Linked DNA regions of Mus musculus: region 1 is linked to region 2. A link is a loop called in an ENCODE intact Hi-C map of the cell type or tissue named here. Cell type or tissue: gastrocnemius. All regions are shown on one strand. Each heading gives the region's core, and the rest is flanking DNA. Links, peaks and the distances in the headings are about the cores only. Region 1 overlaps Cnksr2 (connector enhancer of kinase suppressor of Ras 2). Region 2 overlaps Smpx (small muscle protein, X-linked).

Region 1 (8,263 bases), core at 1,866-6,865, 210 kb before region 2:
ACAAATTGAGCTTGATCCCTGGTGGAAGAAGGAAAATGACTTCCAAAAGTTGTCCTCTGGTTTCTACATGCATGGATACATGAATTGACTCTATGGATTCTCTCTCTCTCTCTCTCTCTCTCTCTCTCTCTCTCTCTCTCTCTCTCTGTGTGTGTGTCTCTCTCTCTCTCTTTCGCTTTCTCTGAAGAATTTCTAGTTCAACAAAGATAAAACCTGTCAAGGAATGAGACACTAAATATTATATTTCCAAGTGAAATTTATCCTTTAGAATTTTTTTCATTATTTGAATCAATGTAGAGTTTATAAAACAGCATACCTTTTGTTTTCCAAATACAATACAAATTTCATCTCAAAAATGACACAGAGGTGCAGACAAGGTTTATGCTCAGTTATTCTAATATCCCAACTAAATAAAAGTGTACTCTGTACTTTAAACTAAAATAACATTTTCTACAATAAAACTCGTGCATTTCTATGTAAATGATAATGTTTAACTATGTGTGTATTAAATCATATATTTCACATGTATGCCATTTGTTGATTTCTTAATTTATCTAAGTTTTGCATTCAGTACACTTTGTAATTAGTATTCGTGTATAGAAGTGAAAAGTGCAAGCTGCTTTTGATTAAGCCTTTTGTTTTATCTAGTAAGCCTGGATGGACGTTTCTTTTCTTTTCCTTTCTTCCCTTTCCTTTTCTTTTCTTTCCTTTCCTTTTCTTTTCTTTTCTTTTCTTTTCTTTTGTATATGAGGTCACATGGATTAGAATTCTCTTTTAGTTTTAGTTTCTATGTTTAGTACTACAGTTATTCATAAAAACAAAAATATTGGTTATTTTGTAACTTTCCTTAGGTGACTAAAATGTTGCCTTTAAAATCATATTATAGTAAAAATGCTGTGCCCATATCTTCTTTTGCCCTTTAGAGTTTATATGTTAAAATAGACAAGTTGGTTCACAAGAATATATCTATACTGTATGATTATAAATTATAAATGACATTAATTCATATTTAGTATTAATATAAACTATTCCATAGAAAAATAACCTGAAACTATTTATATTTAAATTGTTCTTCATCATAACAAATCTTTCTGTTATTTAGGCATTAATTCTTTGTCAGAATATTGGGTAGCTTATGACAATACAAAAGGGTAGTCATAATTCTTGTCCTTGTATATTCCCTTTAGATTTCTGAGAGAATGCTGAATCTTAACCACTAAACCATCAGGGAACATCAGCCTTTCATTTTCTTTGACACATAGTTTAAGAAGTTTTTAGTCTTTCTTTTAAAACTAAAGATACAAAATCCTTTGGAATGAATATTGAAAAAAGAAAAAATGCCCTTTATAAAGTTTTACCAGTCATCTTCTAGATATAGAAGAATTGCTCTTTTGCTGCTAAAATTGCCTTAAGGTTTTGAAAAAAGACATATTCCAAGGAATACTATAACTTGCAAAACGTCTGTAGATGTGATTTAATTTTATTATACTAGTTGTTAATAAACTATTTAGTTGTTATCTCACATATTTGATGCAGCCCAAGCAATACAAAAGGAAGTTTATTAAAAACAAGTTAATAACTAATAATCAAAGTAAACCAAAGAATTCAGATCATTCTATCAAATCAGCAACCATGGCTTGGTTTTTAGCCTAATTCTCACATCTGTTCAGCTGACAATACTAATGACTCCTTTGGGAAGGTAGAATGATAAATGAGAATGAATATGAAGTATTTTTCATTGGCACAATATTTGTAGGCATTCTACAAATAATTTCTCCTAGTAATAATATTAAATAAGAATTACAATGTATTACCCTACTCTATTATTTTTCCAAAATACAATCTTGGGTAGTGTTAATATGATTGAGTTTTAAAGTAATGATGTAAACCTGTTGTGATGGTTCACAAATTTATTACAAGCACTGGGAAGGCTGACAAAGAAGAAAGGGTTCATTTTAGCTCAGTGTTCTAGGTTACAGTCCATCATTGTGGGGAAAATCACAGCAGCTAGAGCTCACAGAGCTAGCATTAATCACATCAATTATCAGAAACAGCAATGGATACATAAACGCTAGTGCTCAACTGGCTTTCTCTATTCTCATACAGTCCAGGATCCCCTGCCCAGGGGATAGTACTGCCATAATCGGCAGGTCATCCCACTTCAATTAATGTAATCAAGATAATACCAACAAGCATAGGCCTTGGGCCTATATCCCAGGTGATTCTGGATTGTCCAGTCTACAATTAACACAAATCATTAATTGTAAGTAGAAGTTTATCAAGGTAAAGACCTTCATTTTATCCAAAGCACTGAGACCTTAATATCAGAGAGCGTGAACGGGTTATGATGGTTATGCAGCTGAACTGCTGCAGTGATTATTATTCATTATAAGACAGCTGTAGCATAAAAATCGTTTGTTAATTCGCCTCATGTGTATGGGCTGATGACTTTATAGGTAAGAAAAACAACAGGGAAGACAAGTATTTGTTAATTATCCTTGGATAGTAGCTATATTTGGCTCTTTTAAAATATATTGTCATATTTTAAATTATAAACCTTATAAGGCAATTTTCATTGCATCATATATTTTACTATCTGAAGAAAACAGCTGTAAGGGTAGAATTTGCATACAGACAAAGTCATTGCCAGTGTGGTATTTACTTACATACATCTATCCTCATATCAGGCCCATAGTTTTTTTTCTTTAGGTATTGATACTATGTGACTAATGTCTGTCCTTAGGAGCTGATAACTACAATTAAAGAGCAGTTTTGAGAAACAAATGCAAAAATCATGAGTCCCATTATAGAGACAAATTTAGCTTGACAATTTCTTTGTTTTTTTTTTTACTTTTTTCATTTATTTATTTATTCATTTATTTATTCACTTTACATCCTGATCATAGCCCCTCCCCTCCTCTCTTCCCAATCCCACCCTACCATGCCTCTCTTTCCATTCCCCCCTCCTCTTCTCCTCAGGGAAGGGGAGCCCCCCACCCCACCACATACCAACCTGCCCTGGCACCTCAAGTCACATCAGGACTAAGCACATGCTTACCGGTGGGATTGCTAGCTTGACAATTTCTATAGTGGAGGAAAGCTGAGCCTAGAAAGAACAAAGAGAATCACCACCTTCAAGGTAGACTAATGTAGTAACCAGAGAACAACTAAAATACAGTGTAGGTTCCCACAAAATTCTAACTCTTTCACTAAAGAAAAATTGTCTTATTTGACCTCCTTATTCATATATACGTATATTTGCAGTATATTTGCATATCATATATAGGTATATTTGCAGTTTTAAGGTGTGAGTAGTAAATGGGGTACAGGGAACAATTAGAGATGAATGGGATATTAAAGGTCTTTGCCTCAGAAGGGTTCAGAATAAGTTAACTTTCTGACTGGTCATAAAAGGGTGAAGAAATAGATTAGCTGTTGCAAGCTATGCCTTATGGACATGGGAAGTTCTATACAAAGGTAAATTTGATCCAGAAAGTTGAGAAAAATACAAGAGAATTAACCAACTAAACATGTGATATATCTTTCAAGGACCTTGATCATTTTTCTTTTACTTTTCTGATCATTAAATAAAAGACATGATGCTTCAAATAATATACATAATACATAACTATACCTTGCATTAACATCCAGACATACAGTTCATATATCCATAACATAAAAAATTTAGATACATTTTGTGTATTATGTGTACCTAGTGAGCTTTTGTATAAGAAGTTTAAAGAATCAAATGCTAGGTGACATTCTTAAACTCTGTATTTTTCCCTCCTTAAAAGATTATAATAGGGGCTGGAAATATGGCCCAGAGATTAAGAGTGACTTTAGTTTCCAGCACCCACATTGAGTGGCTCACAAGTTGTAATCCAGATATAGAGATATCTGATGCCTATGAGGGTGTCAACATCATATTCACGCACCCATGTAATTAAAAACTAAAACAAAACTTTAAAATATATAATAAATGGTGATTTGTATTTACTTACATGTTTACCATAACTTGTCTCTTTCACTTCCAGTGTAAAACTCTCTCTGGAGTCTGTGACCACATCATATCCCTGTCATCAGATCCTCTGGTTTCACAGTCTGCTCACCTGGAAGTGATTCAGCTGGCAAATATCAAACCAAGTGAAGGGCTGGTAAGGAATAGCATGGTTATCGAGCCGTCATCCATCAGCACACAGCAAGGGATGTGGGGAAAGAAGCGGCCTCAGAATGTCAACATGTCGGAATTTCCAGAGACTCATCCTTATTCTCATTCCCTAGACAAGTCTAGGTAGTAGGATGGTGTTAAAAAAAAGATCACCTTTAAAAGACAGATCCAGAAAAATTGAGAGAACGGAAAATGGCAGTTGCTCAATCATCCTATTTAATTGGCTCATCATTAGTTGCATTCTTTCACCAATTAAAATTCCTTAGCTTAAGAACTTGTAAGAGTTTTACAGTAGCACAGTGTTGCTGCCAAGGAGGTATTTTCTTCGTTCATTTTACTTTGATTTATTCTGGTTTCATAGATCTTCTTTGTCACTGGGTAGGTAGTTAATTTAAAGTCACATTTTTGTGTGTGAGTGCTTCTGAGGTATATTATAATAGTGTGTGTATATGTGTGTTCAGGCAGGCATGACTGTACATGTACACATTGTGGCCAGGCTTTAACATTGAGTGTCCTCCTCAGTTGCTCTCTCTTTCGTTGAAACAAGAGTATCTTACTAAATAAACCTGGAGCTCAACACACAGACTAGCGAGCAAGCACCCCAATACCTCCTATTTCTCCTAGCCCTTGATTGCAGTCAGGCTCCATGATGCCTGACATTCTATGTGTGTGCTGAGGGCTTTTGGGTTTTTTGCATTCTAATCCTAGTTTTTATTCAACACACTCCTTTCGCTCTACACAAGTACAAACACAACCTTATCTAAAATGCTCCAAAGTTATAAAACTCAAAACAAATTTTATAGTACTGACTGTCCAATAAAAGCAAAAAGGGACAATGTACACATTGCCAAGGTTAACCTGCAACATCACCAGGAATGGCAGGTGACAATGGGGATGGGGTAGGTTTCATTAGCTACATAATAGCTATTGAGATTATTAAATTGAAAGTCATGATATCAAAAGAACTTTATTTAATCAAGTCTCATCTAACTTACAATAAATATCCCCAAACTGCATAAATACTGGTGCAAACAAATTAGATATGCTAAGAAGAAGCCATAAAATTTTTCATATAACTGTTAAATTGAAAATATATGATACTTTGAGAGAAAGAAATTGTATTCATATAACCATTATGTCAGTTTTTATTAGGTATTTTAATCTTGTTTAATTTATAAATGAAAATTCATCATACTTATGGTTGTATAAGTAAAATAATACATAGGACATACAGTGTTTGATCCTGTTCTTACTTGCAGATATACCCTAGGCTTTTAGAACACATCTGCATGAGCCTTTGCAAAAGTAATTCATATTTTAAAATATAAACACTTTTCAATGCATAATATTGAGTATTTTATTTTTTTCTTCATCTCCTCTTTAAGTTATTTTCATAGCATAATGTGTACAGTAAAAAATGAGCTAATACAACATTAGATTAAATTAGATTTTTGGGGAATCAGAATTAAATTTTCTTACTAATTTGCACCAGAAGCATGGGAAACAATAGACATATGAAGTGAGCCACAGTTAACTCATGGGCTTTAGGGACAATTTATTTCTCTATGACTATATTGTCCCGAGAGAGAGATCTTTTTTTTTTTAACTTAACACAGGTTTGTATCAGCTTTTTAGAATAGACATAAACTTAAAATGGTAAAAACCAAACATCTAAATAGTTTGGAAAGTGTCGTTCAAAGACAAAGAAAAATAAATTAGAAGTTAAGATGGGTGGTAGAAAGACTTTCTGTTTGCCTTGTATTTTCTTTGCAGCCCTATAGAGTAAGTATTAATTTTCTCAGTCAGAAAGTAAGAAAAGAACCATGGATTCTTTAATAATTATTTTGTATCAAATAATAACCAGGCAAGAATTTATGAGGTAAATCTAAATAAAATATATCTGACATTTTTTAAAAAATATCTTTTTTGGGGGGGAGGGGTGTTTATTTTAGCTCACTGTCCAAGTTCTTCATGGCAGGAGATGGAGGAGGCAGGATATTGAGGCCACTAGTCATATTACATTCACAATCAAGAAGCAAAAAAACCAAGGAGTGCTAGTACTCAATTCATTTACTCAATGTTTGATATACAGCCAAGATTCCTGCTGAGGGAATGAACCCCTGACCGTTAAGATAGTCTCCTCCAGTCGCATCACTTGATCTAGTAGAAATCGTACCTAGCAGACTCCCTCAGAGGCTACCCTTAGTCTGGCTGTTTGTGCACAGGTGTGTGCGCGCAGATGCTTCTCTTCTGAGTGACCCTAGATCCTGTCACACTGACAAAAGATGAACTCTCCAATCAATCTTTCTTTAGAGAAAAGAAATCCCAAATTCTTATATTTATCTCCCCCTTCCCAGTTAATGGTATTAGCTGTTTTTGTAGCTGTCTATGATAAGAAAAATTTTTAAAAATCCGAGGCTTCCTTCAATATTTTATATCTAATTATTTCAAAAGTCTTCATCCGAAACAGTTTTACAGCCTATTTCTTCAATCTTGTCAATATGTTTTAGATCAAGCTTTCATCAAATTTCTCCTGTCTTATTACAGGAAGCATAACTATTCAGCCCCATGACCTCCTTTCCTATCTCCACTGGACTCATTTCTTGCAGCATCTGTGGAGGGTGGATCTAAGAATAAAAGTAAAAAGTAGGCCCAATGATGTCAGGGATTCCCAAGTTCTCAACCTAACAGCACATACACAGAACGTCGCTCATATCCAAATTTGGAATTACTAAATGTAGGTATGAGCAGCTTAAAAGGATATTTCTAAATGTGAAGTTGCTTAAAGAACCTCATATGTGAAGAACGGTGAGAATATATCAACTGAATTGATATTTCGCAGGGAGAGAAAAAATCTAAAATGTTGAATATAAATGGAAAGAATTAAGGGTGACTCTTATGATTCATATCAAATTTGCAAAAGATTAGAGGCTTTATATGAGTTATTCAAGATGCTATTTTAAAATGCACTCACTTTTGAATAACCTTCATATGTCATATTTAAAATAAATCAGTTTGAAAATTTGACTAACAAGCAGTTGCTTAAATATATAAAATGCAAAGGCATGGGAAAGACTGCAAATAAGTGTGCTCAGTTGTAATTAAGTCATGATTTGCTTAAAAACACAATACTTAGAAAATTAAAAGCTGTAGAAATGAGATCTTTTAGAACAATTGAAATATGGATGACAGAAGAGAGATAATGAGTTGAACAGAGGGACCTATAGGCATCATTGGAGAAACTTCTTGGCTCCAGGCTTCTTTATCTGGTGAGCTGTATGATCTCCAAATATGCCTTATTTTACCATCTTGATTATGAGGCTTTGGCTATTATTGCTTAACTGGTGTTTGGAGATTAAATGAAGCAAAGATCATTTGAGCAAGCTGAGTAGGGGAGAAGGGGCTGTTCAAAATTAACTCCTAATGGAAAACAAAACAAAAATGACAGAGATGGTTTGAATGAAATGCAAAGCCAGTAGTCATCGCATTTTCAGAAAAAAAAAATGATATTTGAATGACAAATTTCTTTACCTCTAAACAGGGTCAGTCATAGCTACACCACATAGACTTCATTAAATAAATGTAACATACTTAAAACAACCCCTGGCACATTGTAATAAGTATTAGTGAGGATGGATGGATGGATGGATGGATGGATGGATGGATGGATGGATGGATGGATAGATGGATGGATGGATGGATGGATGGATGGATGGATGGGTGGATGGATGGGTGGATGGATGAATGGGTGGGTGGGTGGATGGATTTTGGAGGATGATGGTGATGATTTGTTTTTCTAGTCGAAATAATGGTTTGTTGGGGGCTTTGCTGCCTTTCCCACTTTATTTTCTCACAATCTTTTAATGTACAAAACTAAAACAAAATAGTAATATTTACCTTTTACAAATATTGTTTTAGTCCTTTTATTAATTTTTTATTAGCTAAGGTAGAAGCATTAGCACCAATCATTTTCTTTGATTTTTTTTTTACTTTTTTAAAGATTTATTTGTTTTATGTATGTGAGTATACCGTAGCTGTCCTCAGTCACATCAGAAGAGGGCATTGGATCCCATTACAGATGGTTGTGAGCCATCA
Region 2 (8,263 bases), core at 1,878-6,877:
CAAAGGCTCCAACTGTATCTAGCATTTTGCTCTAGTGTAAAGATAATCAGAATTTTAAAAAAAAGTGATTCTTGCCCAGAACCCAAGCCTGGACAACTCAATTGTTCAGAATTCAACTTCAGTTCCTATGTCATAATATTTTTAAATAGACTATAAAGATGTCTATCACTTATCCAAGTAGCTGCAATCCTGTTCTGTCTACTCTTGGACATGAAAAGTGTTCAAATTTGGAGCCTCCTTTCTGTTTTGCTTCCACTACTTTGACATCCATAAAAGCATGTTTGAGTGCAGATTATTAAAGCCAACTTTGCTGTATTATTGCATACCTAGAACTTGACAACGCCTTCATTAGAAATGTTTTCATATAGGGCTGACTTAGTCAAGTGTCCGTTGCACAAGCATCAGGGCCTGAGATACCTATACCCACATAGAAGCCTGGCACAGCTGTAACCCCGGCATGGAGAGCAAGAGGGAGCAGAAATGGGTAGATCTTTGAGCTCAATATCCAGCCAGCCCAGCCTTCATGAATGAGCTCTAGGTTGAATGAGAAACCTTTGTCAAAGGATTAAGGTAGAGTCATCAAAGAAGGCATCCAATGCTGACCTCTGGCCTCCAGAAGTATTTGAACTTACCTGTACAAACACCACACCTATTAAAGGTATATTTCCATAGAGGTGGCAGAAAATGATTCCTCATAGTCTCAATCATTTCATTCAGAGATTTTCTATATTATTTCTTACAAATGAATATAAATCTAGAACCCTCATCAGGATTTTAGAAAGAAGCGGCACTGGCAATACTGAACTGTGATTTGCCAACCTCTGACCTATAGCACTGCAGAGCACTTAAGCACTTATAGAAATTGAGTGCTTCTGTGAGTCTAAGTGATGAGTAGGTAAATCTATAGCATTGGCAGAAGTCCTCATCATTTACATGAGGATTGTCTCTTATGATATACAAAGTCTATTAAACTACTTAGGATCTGTCCTATCTGCCACCCGAAAAGCCTGCTTAGGATATGATTAAGTGTTGCACATCCCAAATTCTGGCTTCTGCACTGTCTAGCTGTGCCACATGGAGACAAAGCATGTATGTGCTCTGCCCTCCCCCCGTTTTCTCACTTATACAATGACATCATCCTTACATGCACTTTTTTATTTGAGTCTCATGTATGCTTAGAACAGAGCCTGATCATTGAAAAAAATATAACAACAATTTGTGATTAACTGTTTTACTGATTTGTAGTTTATCTGAATTTCAGTGAGAGAGCCTGGCAAAGCTTCTTACTACACATTTAAATGCTGGCTATAAAACTGGGCTGAGTGGATGGATATGCACATAGTATGTGAGGGATTCTCCAAGTGTAATCTCCAACCCACTACCAGTAGCAACAATGACCACCGTGGACAATTGTCACAAAATATACATTCCTGGACCCATTCTAGACCTGTTGAATCAGGAGCACTGAGGTTTAGCCCAGAAGTCTAAGATTCAGCAATCCTTCCAGATAATTTTAACATAAAATCTTGAGACACTGTTTGGGGAAGAAAGGAAGGCATATTTGTGCCGAGAGGACATATGTGGGGAGGGAGTAAGGAGAAAGGAGAAGATGTGAGCTTAGTACAATATTACATATGTATGAAAATGTCACAGCAAAACCCACGATTTTATATGCTAACTTAAAAATAGTTTTAATTGAAAACCATCATTCTCATCTAAGACTTTTCTTCATACTCCAAGGCCCCTGCCAAGAATGCTGTCCTTGGTGCTGCCATGGTCCCCTTTCTCCTCAAGATCTCAGTTAAAAATAGGAAAAGGCTTGCTTCTTGAATTGGCAGGCCATCCATGCAAAGTCAGCCAGGAAAAATAACTACACTATTGGATTCTAGAATCTAAACCTGCAATGATCTCGGCAGGTTGGAAAGTGTCTGCCAAAATTCACAGAGCTGTTTTGATTTTTAATGGAGACAGCTTTGTATTTCACCTAGCTCAAGTTTCTTGGCATTTTACCTCCTACATGCTCAGTAAGGCTGTCAGTAGTGAGGCTGGGCTACAGACTCTATGGCCCTAGTTCATACCATAATAATAAGGCTGCAGAATTGCAGCAGATTATGCAAAGTTGGCCTGTAGTGCAAGAGATGAGCTCCTGGTGACTACCTCTTGATATTTCAGAATTTGATCACCTAGTGAGAAAGAGAGCAAACTGAGTGGGGACTGAGCTATGAAAGTTCAGCAGGGGCAGGATTCGTTAAGGGAGTTCTAGAAACACTGTGATGTGGGTGCATTTGAAGCCCCATTGGTCTAGAGTGTTATCAGCAATTTAGGCTCATGTGTCCCTCTTCCTGCCCACCAGGGGCTCTGAAGCCAGCTGGGATGGTGAAGTGACGTGCTCTTGGCAGTGGAAGCATGTCTATAATTGGCTCATTATTGAATTGGATTTGGCACAAAATGACTCCCAGGTTCTCTGCCTCCTGACAGGTAATAAGGAGCAAGCTTTGTATATGATACTGCAGGGAATCTAAGATACCTTTCTTGTCTGCTGGTGATGATGGAAATCTTTCCAGAAGAGCTCACTTATAGAATGGTGATTTAGGACATTCTGAAGTAAAGCTTTCCCCAAACCGATTGTTTTCTACCTAGTACTTCTGATATTAAGACATTCAGCCTAATTCCCATGATTCTCTCTCTCTCTCTCTCTCTCTCTCTCTGTGTGTGTGTGTGTGTGTGTGTGTGTGTGTGTGTGTGTGTGTGTGTGTGATTCAGCCTAATTCCCATGATTCTGGATGTTCTCTCTCTCTCTCTCTCTCTCTCTCTCTGTGTGTGTGTGTGTGTGTGTTGCTTTGGTGTTTGCATGTGAATACTGTGCTGAAGTACGATTTTCCATTGTTTTACCTATGTGTATGTTTGTGAGTAAATACATCACACTTCACCATGCAGCAGTTAGAAGGCAACTTTAGGGGATTGGTTCTCTCCTACCATATAAGTCCTGGGGACTGATCTCAAATTATCAGGCTTGGTGGTGAGTGTCTTTATCCACTGAGCCATCTTGCTGGCACAATTATAATTATTTATTTACTAAGCATCGGGGTATGTAGCTCAGTGATGGAGCACTGGCATTCATAAAAGACCTGGGTTTGGTCACCAGCACAAGACACGGGATGCAAGAAAACACTAAATATGGGCAGAAATTAATTTCTTTTTAAATACATCTGTCGTGATACATTATTGGTAGAAAAAAAAGATTATTACCCCTATTGCATATGAACTTAAATAGATGTACTTCATAACCAGGCTTAAAATTATCTTTCTCTGACAGGAAATGACAACACATCCCACAATCTTCCACCCTGTGAAGTTGGAAGTCACATAGGCATGAATTGCAAATCCAACTCCTGTCTAACTGATCTTCCAGCACTGATGAAGCAGAATGAACATGGAAATACTTTTGAATTCTCAAAATCAAGTCTGGAGGCTTGATAATGTTATTCCTACTGCTACATCCTAGTTAAAAGATGTGATTTAGAGTTGTTTTTTTTTTAAATAAATCCCTAACAAACCTCTTTTTCTTTACTGCCTGCTTATGATGCCCCTTTAAGCAGCCACTTCACAAAGTCTGTAGGTTCCCATATTATTTAATTAGCACCTGCATTTGTTCGTGACAGCCTGCCTGTTTCCCTCTTACTGCAAAAGAGACATTGCTCAATTCCCAAAGTAAGTAATGAAGGGAGTGGGGAAGGGATGAGGCAGGGAGGAAGGGAGAATGGGAGACAGGGAGGAAGGGAGGCAGGGAGGGAAAAGTGGAGGGAAGGAGGGAGAGAAAGAGAGAACCCTCCTGTAGGGCACTAGTTGGGTGTGAGTGGTGCCTTAAGATTAGGGCACGCTGTAATGTTGTTCAGAGAGACATAGTTCTCAATTTATTCCCTGGACCAGGCTTCTACATAGTCCTTGCATGAAATAGGCGAGATACCTTTGTCTACCAAGCCCCCCCCCCCCAAAAAAAAGGTTCAAAAAGTGGTATAGGAAACATCTTGACTTTTCTTTAACCTCAGAGAAATAGTAGCTCGATCTCTAAATGTTTCTTAACACTGACCATATTCGGGGGTGGGGGGATCCAAAAATTACAAACCATTTACTAGTTGAAAATGGGCAAAAGAGGAGAAAAGTCCCTTGAAGTTTTCAATACAAAACGAAAGTGCTCTGGTGAAACTCTGGTAATGCCCTCTGGAGCTTTGAAAAACTGCCACCGAGCAGGCTTTGAAAACTTGAGCTGCAGCGCCTCCTCCAGGAGAAAGAGGGTACTTGCAGACTGGAAATCTTCTTACCAAGGGCAGAGGCTCTGGCAAAGCAAAGTAGGAGGAGCCAAAGAAAAAGCAGGTCCTCTGAGATCCTCGGGAGCCTCTGGGTGAGCTCAGATTAGTCACAGATAATTAGTGCCTTTTCACGTTCAGCACACTTTCTTCCAGATCTCTACAGAAATAGGCTGAGCTACTCTTTAGAGGGCACTTTATTTAAAAGCGAAACAGTTTCCAGCTTTGGAAGCAAGGGGAAGGGTGTAGGGACAGCAAAAGGAATGAACGCTTTCGCAGTGTTTGATTGTCTTAAGTGTCCCATCTAAAACACCTCACTGCCCTTAGGGTTCCACCGCTTACATTTGCATTCTGCTCAGAGTTATGGAATCTCAGGAGAGCATTAAGTGGAAACTGAGTCCAAGTGTGTACCAGAACATGTATCATCTAGTGGTTTCTCTCAGATGGCAAATTCTGTGTCAGGAAGCCTGTCCACACCATCTCGTGCAATCACAACTGACTGCTCTAATCACCCCCATACACTCCTTGCTGAGTCACACTCGGAACCTTGTTTCTTCATTTTCCGTGTGAGCAAATGTCCCTTCTCATATCCACACCCAACTACTCTGAGTTCTCGACATTTACTTCTTGTGTAGTCATGTATGGCACAATAGGTGCACACATACTTTAAAATTGTCCTGATTAAGCGTGGTTCCTAGTGCTAATATGCATCTTGAAGGAAAAAGCTAATCCAGTCAGGGTATATTCTACTTAGCCCATGTAGAAAATGATTAAGAAATGAAAATGGATTCTGAATAAATGGGATGTATGAACACTTGGCATTTAGTAAAAATGCTTGGCACATTTTTAGGAATTGTCTTTGGAACTAAAGGCCAGGCACCTTTTGTACTATTTGAGAGTCAGGCTAGAGCTAGGTCATAGGGGCTGGCCAAGAATTTCGTAGTCCCTGCTGTATCATGTCAGGGCGGGTTTTCCATGGTGTAAGGAAGTTATCACTGACCCTCCAACAGAAGGCTGCCAGTGACTTTCTGGCAACAGGGCATGCTTGCTTTCTGCTGTTTTTCAGCACTCAAGAGGAATTGTTGTGAGCTGCCTTGGTGCCACCTGCCTAGATGAAAGAGACTCTAATTTGTCAACTGCTTAATAGAAAATTCACTCAGTGGGAAGCCAATTGACCATCCCTGCCTGGGATTAAACCAGCTACCACCTCACCATCTGCATAAAGATATAAACCAGAGCATGTGGATTAATGAGTTCACAGGCAGGGGACACTGGCAAGGGAGCACAAAGGAAATCTGCAAGTCTTGATTTGTTCCTAGTGATGCCTTCTTCTCAAACCCCACAGCATGTGTGGGGAGTTGAAACGAGCAGCGTTGTCACGATGCAGCCAAGTCTGATTAGACAGCCCAGAATTCACTTTCCTGGTTTTCTGCGTGGGCTGCACACAGCGTGAGAGGGGGAATGAGAGAAAAGGCTTCATGGCTGGAAGACAGCTACACTTGAGAACAACACAGCCCTGCCTGACAAGCCTTCGCTCATCCTGGGAGCAAAGGTGGACTCTGCAGAGGCCTGGCTTTTCTCAGCAGCAGCTAGGTTGACCCTGACCAGGGCCCTCACCATGTCCTGTGGTCATAATCTTGTTCTACTCTGTCTCCTCTCCTTCCCTGCACTTCTTTTTCTTTCATTTACATTTTATAGTCATTAACCATTTCCTTTTCTTAAGACCTTTAAGGGACAGCAATTTCTTGTGTTCTCATACAATATTTCACATATTAAACTATGAGTCAGGCTACGTGCCCTGATCCCCTGTACCTGATCATCTCTGAACCCGGAGGGGGTGTCCTTCACAGTTACTAGCTGCTGACTGACTGAATGAATGGGTAAACATTCAAACAAAGAAACAAAGAAGCCAGCACATGAGAATAGTGGCTCAATACCCTCCTTGGTGGGATGGAAGTTTCTGCATTCTTGTAGCCTTTGCTTGTTTCACTCAGAGCTGGCACAGAAAAATATTTGAAAGGACTATGGTTGACTAAAAGGACATTTTTAAAAGGATGATGCAGCAGGTGGCCATGGTTCACAGGACTGGGTAAATAGTATTGCAGATGCTGGAGTGACTTACAAGCAGGGTGACTCTAGTGCAACCGAATAACCATTCTTAGCATTTACTGGGCTATAAATGAATAAGCCATCCCTTGTGGTTGACACAAGTGGTAAGGGAAATATGAATGTGGAACACAGAATGCTCCATCAGTCATTCCCAAGCATATAACAGATGGGACTGCTCAGGGTGGTGAAGAAATTATAATGGTGCTCTTGGTTACTTATATTTGCTACTAGTACGTACCATTGAGTTTAAAAGTTTGCAGAACTGCTGAGATAATTGTATAACCCAGGTAGATATATTAGATATATTCTAAATATCTAATTTGCTAATGGATAAAAATTTTATCTGACTGCCTTATTTCCACAAAGTTAATTATGGTAAAAAAAAAAAAAACTATACCTGTTAGGTAGTTAATTCCTATGCCTTTTTTCTTTAGCATTTTAATTTCTATAAAGTGCAGTGAAGAGACTGCTTGGATGTGACATTAATCTCTCAAGCAGAAAATTGGGTTTATTCTTTGCTAGCACTACTAACATTTAGGACTGGATAATTCTTTGTGTAGGGTGCTCTTCTGGAAATTATGGGATGTTTATCAATATCCTTGTCTTCTTGCTCACCCTGTACACCAATTTGTCTAGACATTGCCAAATGTCTCTAGAGCACACACACACACACACCCTATATCCTAGGTCATAAAACACTGAGAAAAGCTTTCCACAATATTGAAAGCAAAGCATGTGCCAGTCGTGACCGTCCTTTGGTCCAGGAAAAGTTACATACCAATGTATACAAATTTGCAGAATTGGGTCCTGAGCCAACTGTTTCTATGCAGGTTGTAAATATGTCCTAGCACAAAAGTTTTATGAGACAACAAAAGAACTGAATGAAACTCTGAAACCTCGATGTAGTTAAGAAACATTGAAGAAACTGTCCTCCCAACCAAGTGAAGAAGGCAAAAGGAGGTTACCAATACAAAGAAAGGCAGCTTCACTAAAAGTTAGAAAACCACCTCCAACCATTTCCTCTAGAGAAAGAGAATAGAACCTATGTAATTGGGTCAAAACAGGGAACACATCAGAACTGAGGGGGGGAAAGTGCCCAGCAAATCACAGAGAAGACATTGGGAGAAGCTTTTTGGTTTTGTTTTCCTTTTTACATATAGTTCTTTATAAACCAATAAATCGGTCCTCTGTCTTCTGTACAGGGAATAGCTTCTGAAATCGTGATAAGTCAGACTCTGAAAAATAAATCATCTTAGTCCTGCAGGCTGCAAAGCAACATAAAAACAATCACTCTTACAATAAACTGTATGGCAGAAAAAGCAAGATGCAAAACTGTAGAAATGCTATGAATGATAGTATGTCAGCAGAAGAGGCTGAAAGAACCGGCTCTCATTGTGTGAGGCACTGCCTAGCCTGGGCATTGTGCTTACATACACTTCTTCTAGAAGCACCCCCCACCCCCAGCCTTCAAAGGTACCACAATCAGGGTATGCTATTTTCTGCTTATTATGAATAAACAAAATAGAGACGCTGAACCCAAAGTTGCAAAGGTAGAAGGAACTGAGACCATAGCTTAATGACCCCAAATCTTCCTATTGTTAACAACTTCCTGTAGGATACCTCATATTTATACGCGGGGAATAAGAGGAAATAAGTCAAAGTATGATACTAAGAAAGAAAATTATTTGGGGCAATTACTTTTAATTTCTGAGTTTCTGTTTCAGTAGTTTCTTAGGGGGGGTGTTTTATTTAGTTGGTTTTTTTGTTCTAGGTTTTAAGGCAAGATTACACTCTTTAGCCCAAGCTAACCTGGAGATCACAATAATCGCCTATCCCCCAGCCTCCCA

What was found. A loop is a pair of places that touch in the nucleus more often than their neighbours do. Peaks named below come from ENCODE experiments on the same cell type or tissue, not always from the same donor. Only the 100,000 strongest peaks of a DNase experiment are listed, where the experiment ranks them.
Region 1: a loop joins it to region 2, with 3 times the contacts of the local background. A loop is called at or near these places in 7 of 42 quality-filtered maps.

What each region holds. Positions count from the first base shown.
Region 1 is chrX:157,941,188-157,949,450 of GRCm38, reverse strand. Cnksr2 (connector enhancer of kinase suppressor of Ras 2) reads left to right here. Exons shown (of 22, transcript NM_177751.3): 6 at 4,035-4,154. Among named protein-coding and RNA genes, the nearest start is that of Cnksr2, 98 kb to the left of the region's middle. In gastrocnemius, for the core only: no CTCF peak of the experiment used is centred there; a DNase peak (open chromatin) is centred at 4,135.
Region 2 is chrX:157,728,169-157,736,431 of GRCm38, reverse strand. All of the region lies in intron 4 of Smpx (small muscle protein, X-linked), which reads right to left. Among named protein-coding and RNA genes, the nearest start is that of Gm15169, 27 kb to the left of the region's middle. In gastrocnemius, for the core only: a CTCF peak has its summit at 4,277; DNase peaks (open chromatin) are centred at 2,348, 4,280, 5,389 and 5,674; H3K4me3 peaks cover 715 bases; H3K27ac peaks cover 1,543 bases.